2 separate regions of the Homo sapiens genome follow, and region 2 is linked to region 1. Evidence: chromatin loops called from intact Hi-C (ENCODE). Cell type or tissue: endothelial cell of umbilical vein. All regions are shown on one strand.

The links. A loop is a pair of places that touch in the nucleus more often than their neighbours do. Peaks named below come from ENCODE experiments on the same cell type or tissue, not always from the same donor. Only the 100,000 strongest peaks of a DNase experiment are listed, where the experiment ranks them.
Region 2: it touches region 1 in a loop (7-fold over the local background); 2 of 110 quality-filtered maps call a loop at or near these places.

The regions. Positions count from the first base shown.
Region 1 is chr3:25,148,478-25,156,477 of GRCh38, reverse strand. It overlaps a transcript of RARB not described here. Among named protein-coding and RNA genes, the nearest start is that of RARB-AS1, 230 kb to the left of the region's middle. RefSeq lists silencers at 486-780, 4,586-4,880. In endothelial cell of umbilical vein, no CTCF peak of the experiment used is centred here; a DNase peak (open chromatin) is centred at 4,817; H3K4me3 peaks cover 585 bases; H3K27ac peaks cover 1,571 bases.
Region 2 is chr3:25,504,590-25,512,589 of GRCh38, reverse strand. All of the region lies in intron 3 of RARB (retinoic acid receptor beta), which reads right to left. Among named protein-coding and RNA genes, the nearest start is that of RARB, 80 kb to the right of the region's middle. In endothelial cell of umbilical vein, no CTCF peak of the experiment used is centred here; DNase peaks (open chromatin) are centred at 2,519 and 3,539; H3K27ac peaks cover 2,826 bases.

The DNA of each region.
Region 1 (8,000 bases):
AATGAAGGGAAATTAATAGCAAGAAAGCATTCACTAGTGATGTCAATGAATGGCCACATTTCCATGACATTTTACTGCATCCACTCAAACAGATGGGATTCCAGGGCTAACTGGCCTCTGTTGAGATGAATGAGATTCCACAACTATTAGCACATTGGCATAGAAATGGGCTGAATTCAGTTGCAGAGGCATTCTTACAGAAACAAAGAAGATCACAAAGCTACCTTGTCCCCAGTGTCCATCAACACAGACCCATTCGTTATCAAATCCCATTCATTCCTGCTAAAGTTACATTCAGTATCAGACGACATTCTTCGGCACCACATGGAAATTCTGAGGATCTGATTATCTATTAACTACTATTGATGCTGATGTGGCTGGTTTGGCTACAGAAGACCAAACAGCACTCTCACAAATGGTGATACAAGTCGAAAAATTGCCAGGCAAAAAATCAAGCACACAGAGAAAAAGCAGACTCACCAATAAACAAATGAACTAAGGCCTCCTGTGTTGGCAAAGGTCACCCAATACATTGAAATTCAATGGAGGGGGTTTTAAGTTAAGGAAAACAGGCAAACACCAGGGAAGCTATCATGTAAAAAGGCTGGGAACCAATGCCCCCTTTCCTATAGAAAGGAGCCAGCATGGGGTATGCTTTGCAGATGGGCTGGGGTAGCAGACAGGCTGCAGAGCACATCTGGCACACAGGTGTATGGCCTTGTGTTCCTAAGCCAGCCATCAACAGTCATGTGGAAAGAGTCCTATTGCTGTTTTGGGTGAAAATCAAGAGGAATTGTAGCTGAGAGATCATAAAGCTTTTTGAAAAAAAGTGTGTGGGTCCCAGCCAAAACATTCTTCCTCCAGATTATATTTTTAATCCACCTACTTAATTAACTAGCTCCTCAGTGGATCAAATGATATTAGTGAGTTAGAGTAATATTGCCACTGGAGCAGTCATTTAATTCTAGCAACTCTAAAGCAAATTATTTCATAAACGGATAGTTTATTCAATTCTGTTCAGTTCCAATTCAATTCTGAGCCCCTTCTATGACCAAAGCACTGAGATAGACCCGTGAGGGAAGACAGTAAGGGAGGAACAATCCCTGCCCACAATCTAACAAGGGAATAGTGACTGCTACAAAATAATAGCAATGCAATGCAAATAAAGTTTACGTGTGCTGGGGTCAGGGGGAAGAGAATTAGTTCTAAAAGGGAGGGTGATCACTTTCATGGCAGGAAAGCAGAAAAGACATGACAGAACAGAGAGCATGGAAGAAAAATGCTAAAAAATACAAAAAAAAGAATTGAGCAGACAAGACAGATATATTGGGGAAGCAATATTTCATTTTAGATGGAATATAATGCATACGGAAAGAGAATAGTGATAAAATCTAAATCAGAGAATGGCAATGAGAAGAAATAACAGAATTGGATGTGAGAATGATAAAATGTTAACAAGTGATTGAATGAATTGGGCAAGTTTCATGAATACTTGCTATGTGTTAGGTCCTACATTGGATGTTGGAATACAAAAGTAAAAGCCATGCTCATGCCACCCCTGCTTCCTCCCAAGTAGCTCACAGCCTACTGGGGAAAAGACAAGCCTTTAGGGTTGGCGCCATGCTCAGATGTAGGTAGGTGCGAGTATTATGAAAGCACACAGGATGCACACCTAGCCAACAAAGGACTGGTTGGGGAAAGGTGACAACTGAACTGGGCAAGGGCCTTCTGCACAAAATATAGAAAATGTAAACTCTGAGCTGGGGAGTAGTAAGAGATTGGAATGGAAAGGAAGGATCTGGATGGAAGACCCTACACATGTAGTTTGGGCAACTGGACTTTTCTCCTGCATGTACCCACTGGTGAGTCATTGGAAGGTCTGAAGTAGGGACATGACATTGTGAGATATGCAAAGGCCACTTTGGCAGCTGTGTGGAAAATGGATTGGTAGCAAAGCTTTGAGGCTGGACAACCAGCCAGGAGACTATTGCAAGGGTCCCACTGAGAGGGCCCAAGACTTTGGTCTCCGCCATGATGAATCCAAAGAACATTAATGAGGGTAGCACAGATAGAATAAGACATAGATTGGACATGGGATTAAAGGAGAGTCAACAATGAAGGCTGACTCCAGAATTCTGGTTTTATAAACCAAGCAAATAACGGTACCCTTCAGCAAGCTAAGGAACTCGGATGGAGCAAAAGGCTTCAGAAAGGATGAACGTAGTTTTGGATGAGTTAATTGAAATGCCTGTGGATATATACTAGCAGATATATCCATTAGCACCGGTTGATGTGAAAACAAGTCAAATCATATAGAATAAAAGGAAAAATCAATAAGATATCTTTAATTGTGTAACACAACATAGCTGGCTTCTTAAAAATCCACATAATCATAGAAGAGAGTGATTTGGAATGAGCATAATAAAAGTGAAAAGCATACAAAGATAAAGTCCAATGCAAAATGCTTTAATGTAGTGTGAATTCTCTGCATTCTTCATGTACCTCTTTAGAGACAACATATTCTTCAGAAGCCTCAGTAAATGTCAACAGGATCTGAGCTCCAATTTGCCTGGCTCTTTAATTGGCCCTCATTGAGAATATTGTGAACAGAATATTGTGCTAAGTACAATGCACAATGTTGAGGAAAGTGTGGCAGAAAGATAAACATCACATGTTCTCACTTGCAGTATCAAAAATCAAAACAGGGCTGGGCAAGTTATCTCATGCCTATAATCCCAGCACTTTGGGAGGCCTGTGCTCTGACCACAGTGAGTACATAATATGCATTGTTAATGTATATTAGGCCTGACTGTTGAAAAACAGCATTCTTAACTACAGTAGCGAATTATTTATCAAACAACTCAGAAGGTTTTCACATTGTTTAATTATAGTTATATATTCTTATTACTGTTTTATATTGGCCCAGTGCACACAGATACTCTAGGCGAGACTTTCCAACCCTAACCTCATTGAATTGTCAGTATCTGATCTGTCCTTTGATAACAGCAGAAGTCGTACAAATGGACTAAAGTCAGTGTACTTTATGGCGGTAACTCGATAAAGAAATTATCTCTGCATGTCCTTCGTAAGGAATGAGATTTTGAGCCACATTTTGGCAGACAGCTCATTAGTGATATTTTTGATGACTAAGCTGATTTGGAAATTGCTTGTTAAAAGTCTGCGGATGACGTGCACAAAACAACACTTCTCTGTGTCTTTGTGCCTCTCTCTGTGTGTAATTGCTATACACATGTTTCCTGGTGAAGAATCAGCATTCAGGACACCTCTACTCTACTGAAAGCATGCACGCACGCATGCACACACACACACACACACACACACTCTGCCTCTATTACTTGGTTGGTTTGGATTATGAATGTTGGACAAGCAATGAAGAATTCCATGAAAGTAGTAATGAAGAGTGCTTATCAATAGATTCAAAATTATTCTGTCCTTTTCCCCTGAAGAAGTTTGTTCCTTTTTTTCCTTCAAACTGTTTGTCATGGTTCTACTTGAAATAATGTGTAGAAGAAGTTTGTATCAAACACTGCAGTCCACCTATTTTCCGAAGTTTTAGATTTTCTTGGAAGCATCATCTGGCTAGTGGCTCCACCTGACCCTATTTTGTTTATGAATTTTGATGTTCACATAGGTCAAAGCATTACTGCTCTAAGTAGCATCTTAAATGATTTTAATACACTCCCATAAAATGTCAGCTGCCAAGACTCACAATTACAGACTCCAAAATATAGGAACTATGTAGAGTCTAATATGTAGAGCCTTTAAAAATATTAAACAGTTTAATGTACCAGGCTGGTTGTATTACTGTGTATGTATGTATGTATGTGTACGTAAACATAATTTTATAATTAAATGTGTATTATATATAAACACACAATATATGTATGTTTCATGGAATAACATATTTTTTTCCTTCCCTGGGAGCAGTGTTTAATTATATCAAATGAAGAATAGTTTACTACATTTTAGTTCTTTGTAAATAAAAGAAAAAGACAGTCGATAACCATTTTCCCCTCACAGTTTTTCCTTGCCACAAAATAAACCCTCTTTGGACCCAAGAAGAACAGAAAGTACCAACTGCTAACCTGCTTTATAACATAATATTTTGTGCCAACTTAAAAATATGTCAACTAGGTTTGCAGTGGAAAAGGGTAAAATTTTTAGCCAAGTTTTCCTAAAATAAAAAGACAAGTGAGTTGAAAGCACAGCAATTCAAAATCAGAGAAAAAACAACTCTACCGACATCCACATGTCTAGAGAGTATTTAAACTATTTCACTTTATAAACTTCAACGGGAGATATGATTTCTGGTGTTCTGGCTTATAGAATCACTTGGGAATGAATAATTCATAGGCTTTTTACCAAGCCTCAAGTGTAAATCAGTCAAATATAGCAACATGATATTCATGCTGAATTTTTAAGTACTTAAAACATTTAGATGGAAACTTTTTCTTTTCAAGAGAGAGGGAAGAAGAATGTCATTTTCCCTCTGCTCACGTTGCCCAGGCATACTTTCATTTTGTACTTTAAAAAAAAAAATCTATAAAAAGGGATTTAATTAAACAATAAAACAGTTAACAGTAGCTGAAGTGAAGAAAAGCCACAAAAACTTTCTCAGTGTTATGTTTTCCGTATTAACATACTGATGGGAAACTAAACAGAAAAGCAATCTAATAACAAACATTCCTTTGAGACGTGTTCAGGGAGCAAAAGGACATCCACTTATTGTTCCGCCCATCCGATTGGTCCATATATGGCAATAAAGGTACAATAGACGGAAACAGGAAACAGACTGGCACATCTGTAGTATCTTATTAGCAACTAATGGATATCTGAGAAGAACACGCATATAATGCTGAATCGTCTGTACCAATCTCCTAAGCAATTACTCTTAATTAGTAGGTTCTGTTTATAGATTCAACTTAGTGTACCCTTATGCATCAAAGAGACGAAGGCAGCTGGAGAAAGAAATGACGCTCTTAAAGGAAAAGTATTACAAGATGTTGGTGGATTTCTTCCTGGTACAGTGAAACTTAATGTCTTTCCCTGCCCTGGGGTAAGGAGCTTTCCCTTTTGTGAACGATTAAAGAAAAGAGAGAACAAAATTTCTAAGGCAGGCTAAATGAAAAAAGTGTTCTTGCCATTTGCTTCAGGGAAATGCAAAGAAAGTCAGCAAAACCAAATAATTGTGCAGGATGAAGACACTACCCTCATACTGTAACTCTAACCATTTCCAGGAGGCTCCATCTTTCCCCCTCCAAATGCAGTGCTTTAATTCAGAAATGCGGCACCTGCATTTAGTGTCTGCCAAATGGAAAGCCAAGGGGCAAAATGGGCGGTGTGACCAGCTTTATCTCCATAAAAAAGAGAACACAAAATGAGTTTTCCAGGCCACTCTAGTCAAAGGGGATCTGAGTATATACATGGAGCCACTGAGCCAACTGCCCACTTCTATAAATGGGAAAATATTGTATAGATTAGCATCCCCTCACCCCCAACGTATATCACATAAACTGCCTTATGAGCAAAAACAAGAAATTCCTTTTGGGTAGTGGATATTCAGTTTGTACATTACTATTCCCATGCACACCGTTGTCTAGGTATTTTTCCTAAAGAGAGCCAACACTGCGGTCCTGTCTCTTGGGTTTCTAAAACTACTAGAAGGCTGGATTCTTTGTTTCTGATTATTTTTGCAATACATTATTGCACTCTCTTGGAAGTTCAAAGAAGTTCTTTCCTGGTCTCCTGGAATTCTGTTTAAAAAGATCATTGTGAATACACAACCAGTGTACCAATATCTAACCTGGGGCTGTTCTCTCAAATGATTGTACTCTATGTATACATAAGAAAAGTAGGCTGGATTTCTTAAAAGGGTGGAGGAGAAATTTTCTTTCTTGTCCATAGTTTACCACAGATCAAGGTAGAATGATCTTTTTTGGCATCTGTCATTCTGAATGTTTAGAAGTCTATACATGAACCACTCCCTCCCCAAAGCACTCAGACCATGAGAAACCAAACAACTGGCCTTTTTCACTGGCTTAACTGTTCAAAGGAAAGGTGGAATGCTGCCAGCCAGGATTGGGGCTCTGGGAGTCAGTGCTGGGCTTATTCTCCCTTGGGAATCCTGTCCCTTCCTGAAACCAGCTCCAGAGGTACTCCTCTGTTTGTCAGATGAACTAGTCTCCATTGAGCATTTGCTCTGTTTCATCATGCTATGCGTATCAGGTTAGATGTTTAACAATTTTTTTTTTTTTTTGAGACAGAGCCTTGCTCTGTCATCCAGGCTGGAGTGCAGTGATGCGATCTCGGCTCACTGCAACCTGTGCCTCCCAGGTTCAAGCGATTCTTCTGCCTCAGCCTCCGAGTAGCTGGTATTACAGGTGCCCACCACCATGCCCAGCTAATTTTTGTATTTTTAGTAGAGACAGGGTTTCACCATATCGGTCATGTTGGTCTCAAACTCCTGACCTCAGGTGATCCACCTACCTCGGCCTCTCAAAGTGCTGGGATTACAGAAGTGAGCCACTGTGCCTGACCAGATATTTAAGATTAAAAAAAAATGTTCTGCTGCTTATGCATATGGGTAAAGTTGTTAAAATTTCATTAAGTGTATAGATGGCATTCTTCTGCTCTCGTGAGGAGTATGACACAGTTGTAGCCAAAGAATGACATGCAAATGGAGACCTTCTTCATTTAACAAAGATGGGGAGAGGGGAGGTGGGACAGAGGGACAGAGAGAGACAGGGTACGTTATACATGCATCTAATTCATGCACAGGTAAACTGTATGAGCTGTGGGTATGGGAGGTGAGTGGGAGACAGAAAGAAACAATTTAAATAGTAGAGGGTGATTCTGTCTTCCCTCTGAATGACTTGCATTCCAGCACTGGAGTAAAATGTGGGACTTGATTGCACCATATCCTCAGTTAGCCTCTTTTCCCATGCAGCTTTGGCAATGCGTTTGTGAGCATCACTCCATCATGGAAATGGTTTGGAGAAGTCACTCACCCACAATCACATTTTCTGGTAGAACTATGGTTAGCATATATGCTCTTTATTATATACCAAATATTATTCCACAGGTTGTACATTTACATAAATATATTACTGCAAAGGATTGCAGACGACAAACCAGGCATGAATGAACTATTTGATTTTCTGGGTAAATTTGACAAAATTCGATTGTCAAATAGAAGCATTCTTCACAAATTTTAGAAACCATTCCTATGGAAGATTAATTGTAATGCCACTATATATTTTTTCTGTAGGCTAAATCATTCCCTCTCCTCCCCAATCTCATCACCCTTCTCTCATCAAAATGTGTATGGGTGGTAATTATTTTTTCTCCCCCTGCTCAAGAGTGTTACTTCTTGAAGAAGTTCAGAAAAAGGTGATGGGATGGCCATGTTGCTAGGAAGTTTCCAGTCTGACTCCTTAGCATATCAAAGTAAAACTAGTTCTTTACTTATCTCATATTTTTCTACTGCTCAGAGGCTACAAAGATAGGCCAGAGAGAGGAATGTTTGAAGTGAGCTAAGAGGAAGGAGATAAAATGAAAAAAGATAGGGGAAGAAGCCATGCACAACCTTTTTCAGGGGCTGGCTGTGCATGGGTAGACATCCAAGCTGTGGCTTTAAAAGGAGAAAGGGAATATTTGGCAACTACTTACAAGGTACAAGGCTCTGTGATAGATATATTTTCACATATAATTATGTTCAATCCTTTCAGTAATGCTGAGAGGCAATATTTACTCTTTACACATGAGGAAACTGAGGCACAGAGCTATGAGATATGCTTAAGATCACAAAGGTAAGGAACCTTTAATAATACAGTCTATACTTGTATTTTCCACTGCACCACACGCTTCCATAAAAGTACAGCGACAGTGATTACTTAGTAATTAGTGATTATGTCAGTAAATACCGTAGAAATGGCCCCTGTAAATCAAACTCAAAGAAGATCCAGTAGAGAAAGCTATAA
Region 2 (8,000 bases), 360 kb before region 1:
GCTGTGTCACATGAGAGGACACCGAGTGGTCAGTGATGGCTAGTGTGTGGCACATTTGGGGGCACATGACAAGAGATCAGTGTTGGACAGGCTGGGGCAGCTGTGCAGGGCTCTCTGCCCATGCTAACACATTTGGACATTTGGAGTTGATTGTGTAAGCGATGAAGTGCCATGAATTCCAACATCAGATCACCTGGCTCAGAGCTGAAACTGCTTCTGGCCCCATCTACCCATCACCTTGCTTTGTGGGGGTAGATTTGAGTCCCAAGGACATGTACTTCTTGTTTTGAGTAAAGGGACCACTGGGTCGGAAGGAGCATTAGCTGTCCTGTACAATCACTAAGGACCGCTGATGAATGAATACACCAATCTTTAGAGACCAGGATGGCTCAGTATCATAACAGATACCGGAACAGTAACAGGAGCTAACGCTTAGCTAAGTACTGTTTTTAGCCCCTGCCATGTATTAATTCATTTCCTTCTCACAATAGCCACATGAAGTAGGTACTATTACTCTCTTCATGTTACAGACAAGCAACTTGGTGTACACAGATGTTAAGTGACCTGCCCAAGATCACACAGAGCTAAGTAAGTGGTGGGCTGGGGTATGAATCTGACTCCCCCTTAAGTCCAGGCTTTAAGCAGCATACTGCATCCCTCCATCAGTTCCCCCGGATGCTTAAAATCCACTGTGACAGATCCACCCATTCATTGACCCCTTGTTTTATCAGGAAAGGTCTAAACCTTGAGGATGCAAAAAAGCAAGACCCTCCTTCCCATCCTCAAGTTGTGCACAGAGTTCAGCATGTGAGGAAGGGTTAGCGGCAGGCAGTAAGGCAGGGGCATGTCAGTGGGATCTGACCAGCAACTGAGGCACTACAGAGACTCTGAGAGGGCTCAGGCCACAGCTGCAGACTCTGCTTCTATTCCTAAGATACAAGAACATATAAAACCAGTGTTTCTCAAACTTCAGTCCTTTGAAGTACTGCCTTCACAATTTTGCACATATTCACAGGCTGCTACACACTTAACGATTTCTGTCTCAATTGATTTTTTTTCTTAAATAAAATTTAGAGGAAATGTTTGTATTACTACTATAAAGGGGAAAGGGGTGTCATTTGCCATAAATAGAAAGGTAGGGTAAAAAATAAACAGGGTTGGCTGGGCACTGTGGCTCACACTTGTAATCCCAGCACTTTGGGAGGCTGAGGTGGGCAGATCACGAGGTCAGGAGATTGAGACCATCCTGGCTAACACGGTGAAACCTGTCCCTACTAAAAATACAAAAAATTAGCCGAGCGTGGTGGCGGGCGCCTGTAGTCCCAGCTACTTGGGAGGCTGAGGCAGGAGAATGGCGTGAACCCAGGAGGCGGAGCTTGCAGTGAGCCGAGATCGTGCCACTGCACTCCAGCCTGGGCAACAGAGCAAGACGCCATCTCAAAAAAAAACAAACCAAAACAAAAAACAAAAAATAAACAGGGTTTTCAGGTCAAGTGACTGTGTTTGTAAAGTTTTATTGGAACAAAGCCATGCTCAATTGTGAAGCTCTGAAGCTGCAATAGTAGAGTTGAGTAGTTGCAAAAAAACACCAAATGGACTGCAGATGCTAAAATATTTACTGCCTGGCCTTTTAAGAAAATTTGCAGACATCTGAAATAAATACATTTCAGTCCTACCTAGGGATTGTTGCCATCTGTTAAAAAGACAGATTAGCAGAGATTCAAGAAATATTAATTAAGGCTGTATTGGCATCAAACTGAGATTTTTCTCATTGGTAATAAAAAGACAATAAATATTGGAAAGGAAAATCTTTATCATTAAATGAGTTCATACTGTCTTATGCCAAGTTCAATATTCCCTAAAATTATATTTCATATCACAGTGTGCAGTTTACACTTAGGGAAATACTGCATTAAACTAGTATACACGTTAAATCAAACCACATAATTATAGATTTTTTTTTTGAGACAGGGTCTTGCTGTGTTGCCCAGGCTGGAGTGCAGTGGCTCGATCTTGGCCCAATGCAGCCTCTGCCTCCTGGGTTCATGTAATTCTTGTGCCTCAGCCTCCAGAGTAGCTGGGATTACAGAGGCTCACCACCATGCCCGGCTAATTTTTTTGTATTTTTAGTAGAGACAGGGTTTCACTGTGTTGCCCAGGCTGGTCTCAAACTCCTGACCTCAAGTGATCTACCCACCTCAGCCTCCCAAAGTGCTGGGATTACAGGTGTGGGCCACTGTGCCCGGCCTGTAATTATAGAATATTTGATGTGGGAGCGAATACAGGTGAAGATACTGAAAACCGTGTAGCTTTAAATATGTGCAAGAACTTCATTGTTTAGAGAAGCAAAGGGTAGTTGAAAGGATGCTGGGAATTAGAATTAAGACCCATGGGTGTATACCAGCTGTGTGACCTCAGGCAGGTCTCTTACCCTCTCTCAATCTCAGGAAACTGAATCAGAATATGATTCCTGTCCTATCTGCTGCATGGGATAACCTGAAGTCTTGGGGCTGTTGCCATTAGTAAAGCCCCTCATGACCATGAACTACCACAGCACCACTGATATCCTCCCCAGCTTTCCTCTCAGGTGGCTAACAGCAAAAGCAGTCTTGCTGAGGAGGCCACAGGGTGGACAGGAGTTGGTTGGGAGAAGGGACATGACGGATCTGGAGGAAGGCAGGCCACAGAGTCCCAAATAAGGCAGAGGAGAGATGGAAGGTGCCAGATGAGCAAAGAAAGGCAGCTGCTGGGAGGACGGGGAAGGGGAAGGGCAACTTTGTCTCTGTGGCGATTTAGCTTGGGCTCAGCACTGCTGGAAGACCCTGATGGCCTCACCTTGAGCTGACTGAGGAAGGAAGGGGGCCAGGCGTCCTTTCTAACACCCCAGTTCAGTTTTCTCCATGGAGTTGGGTTCCAGGATACCAGGATACTCTCCCATTCTCTGATTACACATGTCTCGGCATCTCTGGGCAAATGAGCCACCTGGCTCCCGGTTTAAGTAGCCAAGAAAGGTGGATATTTATTTTAGAAACCATGCTTGCAAACTTTATTTTTAAGGCTGTGACATAATATTTGGAGCTGCACTTCTAAGCTGTGGTGTTCTAAACAATTCAAAATGAATAGAGTCTCTACTTTTAACTTTTCTCCTGAAGTATAATCAAGGCTGTAGCTATAATAAAACACAGCTGTGGCAGCAGCAACAGCGGCAACCAAACTGTGTCACCAAAAGAAGCAGTAGCAGACAACCACTCTCATTCGGCACTTACTATGTGCCAAGCACGGTGCTAAATGCATTACCCCATGAGTCCAATCCACAAAACAATCCTGCAACATTTCTGTGATAATCTCCACGCAATGGGTTAGTTCATTTCACGTGAAGCAAAATTTTGCCATGTGCCCAAGTTGAGATAGCTAGAGGCGAGGGCTGCATTTGACCTCAGCTCAGGCTAACTTCAAAGCCCTTTGTTCTTTGCCCTGTGCTGTTCTATTGTGTAATGGAAATTTCTCATTTTTCTAAGGTGAGAATGTACTGAGTGTCCCCTCTCCAGGAGACAGGCAGTGGGGAGAAATATATTAGTAAAGCTGAAGGAATTTTAATACTTCCTTTTCAGTCTGAGTGTTAATGGGCTTTGAGTCCCACAGTGGCACTGACATCACCGGGCTGCTGGTACCCAAACATAATTTTTTTTTTTTTTAAATCTCCTAAACAGATGCAGGCAAATATTCATATTTGGCAAGTAGAAAGGGGCAGCAGATTTTTATTTTCCAGCTTCTAGGACATTTTTAGGTATAAAAGTAGGAAGTTTCCAGCCTTTCACTTACTTTTGGGGGGCTCTTCAGGGATTTGTGTGCCACAGAGCAAGAAGAGAAGGTGGGGGTTAATGGTAGTTTCTGGTGAACAGAACAAAATGATCACAGTGAACCCTGGAAGCAAAGTAACAGGCTGGGATCTAACACGGGAACAAATGAAGAAATAAACTAAAATTAGAAAGACATTAAGTGCCCTGATGATGATTTTTATGTAATTTCCCAACTACACAGTGCAACCTACAATATGAATTTCCCTGTTATTAAGCCAGTAAAATCCAGCAGTAGAACCAATGAGCACATCAATATAATTTGTGCACAAGCAAAGGTGATTCTAACTGAGGTTAAGTGCCTTTAGTCCAAAAGGTTTGTTTTAATCTAAGTTTAACAGTAAAGGGGAAATGAGAGAAACACAGAGCAACAAAATCCTCCCACAGAAGTATCTAAGTGTCCATACAAAGCACATTCATTCCATCCAATCGACCCATGGGGACGTTCATGTCTAAAGTATAAATTGGAATTTAGAGACTTTATGAAAAGCTGTTTTTAAGCTCAATATGCCCCAAATGAGAAGGTGTCAATGAGTGCTTAGGGACTTTTAAATTCAGAGATTATTCAATTGCTCTATTCTACAAATACACTTATGAAACTGTCATAGGAAAAAAATGCTGTGAAATAAACATTAAAAAGCATTCTCAAACAAAATCAAAGACATGTTTTGCCCATCACTCAAGGGCATGGGCACATAAACATAACCTCAAAGAGCAATACAAAGAGGCTCCCTGTGTGAATTCACGGCCAGTGGTTTTCAGAAAGAAAGGAGCTGGAATGAGGGGGTGGCAGCAACAGTACCTTCCATGGTGTTTCTGTTACAGACACAGGGTAGGGGCACCCAGTCTTGGAGGAGGCCAATGACCCATGGGAACCTAGCCTAACCTCAGGGGCATCCAGGGTATACTACTCTCCCTTCCTCACAGCACCCGAGTCATAATTCTGGCCTACTTCTTGTCTTCCATTTTCCTTCTGACCTCCTGACCCCAGTGTCTCCCCTATCCCTGGACCCCCTTCTTTGATAGCTAAGGTTTGGCAAAAGTAAGGTCCAAACCCCAATACATGTCCATCTTTGCTTCTCCCTCTTAACTGGGCTTCTGTCATGCACAACTCCCCAAGACACCTGCTCAGCTCAGCCTTTTTCACTGGCAAAAGCCCTAGAAGATCTAATGTCTTCTGGGGGAGGGAACTGGGAAGAGGAAGCAGCTTATGGAAACACTGCTGTCTAAACAGGATTAAAAGCATCAATTCTCATGTCACGCCTGGGCTGTTAGTCAATACCAATGTTTCTCTCATCCAGGTAGAAAACACAGCCTCCAAGAAGTTGAGTAACTTGTTCTGGGCCCCTAGCAGATAAACGAATGACTGCGATTTGAATACACACCTAGAATTGTTTTGCCTCTGACAACTTTTCAGAAAGTAAAGCCAGGGAGAAGATGGGTTTGCCTTTAAAACTGGTCACATTTAACCCCTTGATCAATCTAACTTCACCGAGCAAAGCTTCATGCTATATTCAGGGGCTACAAGGTGAGAAAGACATGATGCATGCCTTTTAAGAGTTTATAATCCAGCCAGGGAGACTCACTGGTGTGTGAAGAATCATACTATCTGTATAATATAATAAGTTTGCGGTTCATGGAGCTTTGTGCGAAGCACTGTGAGAAAACAGGGTTGGGGAGGGAAGAATGAATAATTCTGCCTAGAGTGTGGAATGAGGCTTAGGGGAGGCTTCAAAGAGGAAATGACATTTCATCAGGCTCCTGGGGTTCAACTGATGGAGAAGGAGGTAAATCCTCAGAAAAATGGAGACATACGGCTCATAAGTCAGCATGGTGTAGTGTGGCTGGAAGCTGGGTGTGTCTACTGGTAGGGGAGAAGCATGGGATGGGATCACAGAGCAGCCCTAAGTGGCATCCTTGGCCACCGGATGAGCCACTTAAAGCAGACATTGGCAAACCATGGCCTGTGGGCCAAACCTAGCCCTTCATCTGCTTTTGTAAATAAAGATTTACTGGAATATAACCACACTTGTTTGTTTATATTTTCCATGGCTACTTTTGCGCTATAATGGCAGAGTTAAGTAATGAAGACAGGGACAAATATTTTCTTTTTTTGTGAGACAGGGTCTTGCTCTGTTGCCCAGGCTGGAGTGAAGTGGCATGAAAATGGCTCATTGCAGCCTCAACCTCCCAGGCTCAAGTGATCCTCCTTCCTCAGCCTCCCGATTAGCTGAGTAGCTGGGACCACAGGTCCACACCATCACTCTCAGCTAATTTTTAAAAAAATTTTGTAGAGTTGGGGTCTTGCCACGTTGCCCAGGCTGGTCTCAAACTACTGGGCTCAAGAGATCCTCCCATCTCCTTCTCACAAATTGCTGGGATTGCAAGTGTGAGCTACTGCACAGGGCCTCAAAAATATTTTCTAAAATTTCTAACATCTTTTAAAAAAGAGCTGGTTTTTTTTTTTTTTTTTTTTTTTTGAGATGGAGTCTCACCCTGTCGCCCAGGCTGGAGTGCAATGGTGCGATCTCGGCTTATTGCAACCTCCGCCTCCCAAGTTCAAGCGATTCTCCTGCCTTGGCCTCCTGAGTAGCTGGGATTATAGGAGCGCGCTACCATGCCTGAAGAGCTGGTTCTTTTAAAAAATGGTTTGCTGACCTTTGGCTTAAAGATCTGAACTATTCATTTGAATTTCTGTAACTGACTTAAATGCATATGATCAGGCTTTCTAGGGCTTTACTCCCATGGTTTCTAAACAGTATCATCTTAAATCTTCTTTCCCATCATGGACCATTAGCTATTATCTATACCGTAAGCTTGTCTGGACATTTCTTTCATAATCCAAATGTTATGCCTTCATTTATTGTTTCTCTTTTTCATTAATTGTTTTTATTTCAGGGCTTTGCCACATGCTTTCCTCTTCTGACATCATTACAAACCTCCCACGCCACCAGCAGAAGTTCATCATTCGAGTCAGTTTGCTTCCTTTGCCTCCTTCTCCAATTCTTCATAAACTATTGTACCACCTCTTTAGAATGCTGCTAAAAATCGAGTTTTTTTTTCACTTGCCATTATTCTATGCTTTGACAGACAGCTGTTTCTCTGCAAAAAGGCTTCCCTAGTCCTATAAGCCCTTGGAAAATACAAGGTATACCCAGCAGCATTTACAAAACAGAAAAAAAAAAAAATGAAGAAATAAGCATACTGTTCTGATAGGCCACGTTAAAGGATTTCTTTTACTTGTAAATCCCCTTACACATGTAAAATCAAATTTGATCTATAAAAATTAAATTTGCACATGATTTTCTAGGGGATACATCTCTAATATAGAGCAAGGAGCATGGTTATTGTTTTATTAACCACTGGCAATAAAATAGAGTGGAAAAAGGAACTCGGAGTTTTAAACGCTGCTTCCTATGGCACGCAGTATATATTTCAGTTTGAATATAGACTTTCTCATCAAACTGCCTGGTTCCAAATCTCAGCACTGCCCCTTACTAACTGTGTTACCTTGAGTAAATTAATGTCTCTGTGTCTCAGCTTCCACATCTGCCAAAAAAATGGTGGGACCTGGGAAGGAGGAATTGTAACTAATCTATCTCATAGGGTTGTTATGAAGATCAATGGGATAAAGCATTAAAAGTGGTTAATGCAGGCCAGGCGCGGTGGCTCACGCCTGTAATCCCAGCACTCTGGGAGGCTGAAGTGGGTGGGTCACCTGAGGTCAGGAGTTCAAGACCAGCCTGGCCAACATGATGAATAGCCTGGCCAACTTGATGAAACGCCATCTCTACTAAAGATACAAAAATTAGCCGGGCGTGGTGGCAGGCGCCTATAATGCCAGCTACTTGGGAGGCTTAGGCAGGAGTATCGCTTGAACCCAGGAGGTGGAGGTTGCAGGGAGCTGAGATCACGCCACTGCACTCCAGCCTGGGTGACACAAAAAAAAAAAAAAAAAAAAAGTGGTTAATGTAATACTTGGCACATAGAAAATACCCTGTCCAGTTAGCTATTACTATAATGATTCTTAAATTTTCTCAGTTTTATCCTTCTTTTTTTCTCCCACAGCATAAAGAAGAGTGCCTTGGGAACAGCACTGTGGGACCTGACAAATCATGGTGGACATGAGGTCATTTTTGCCTC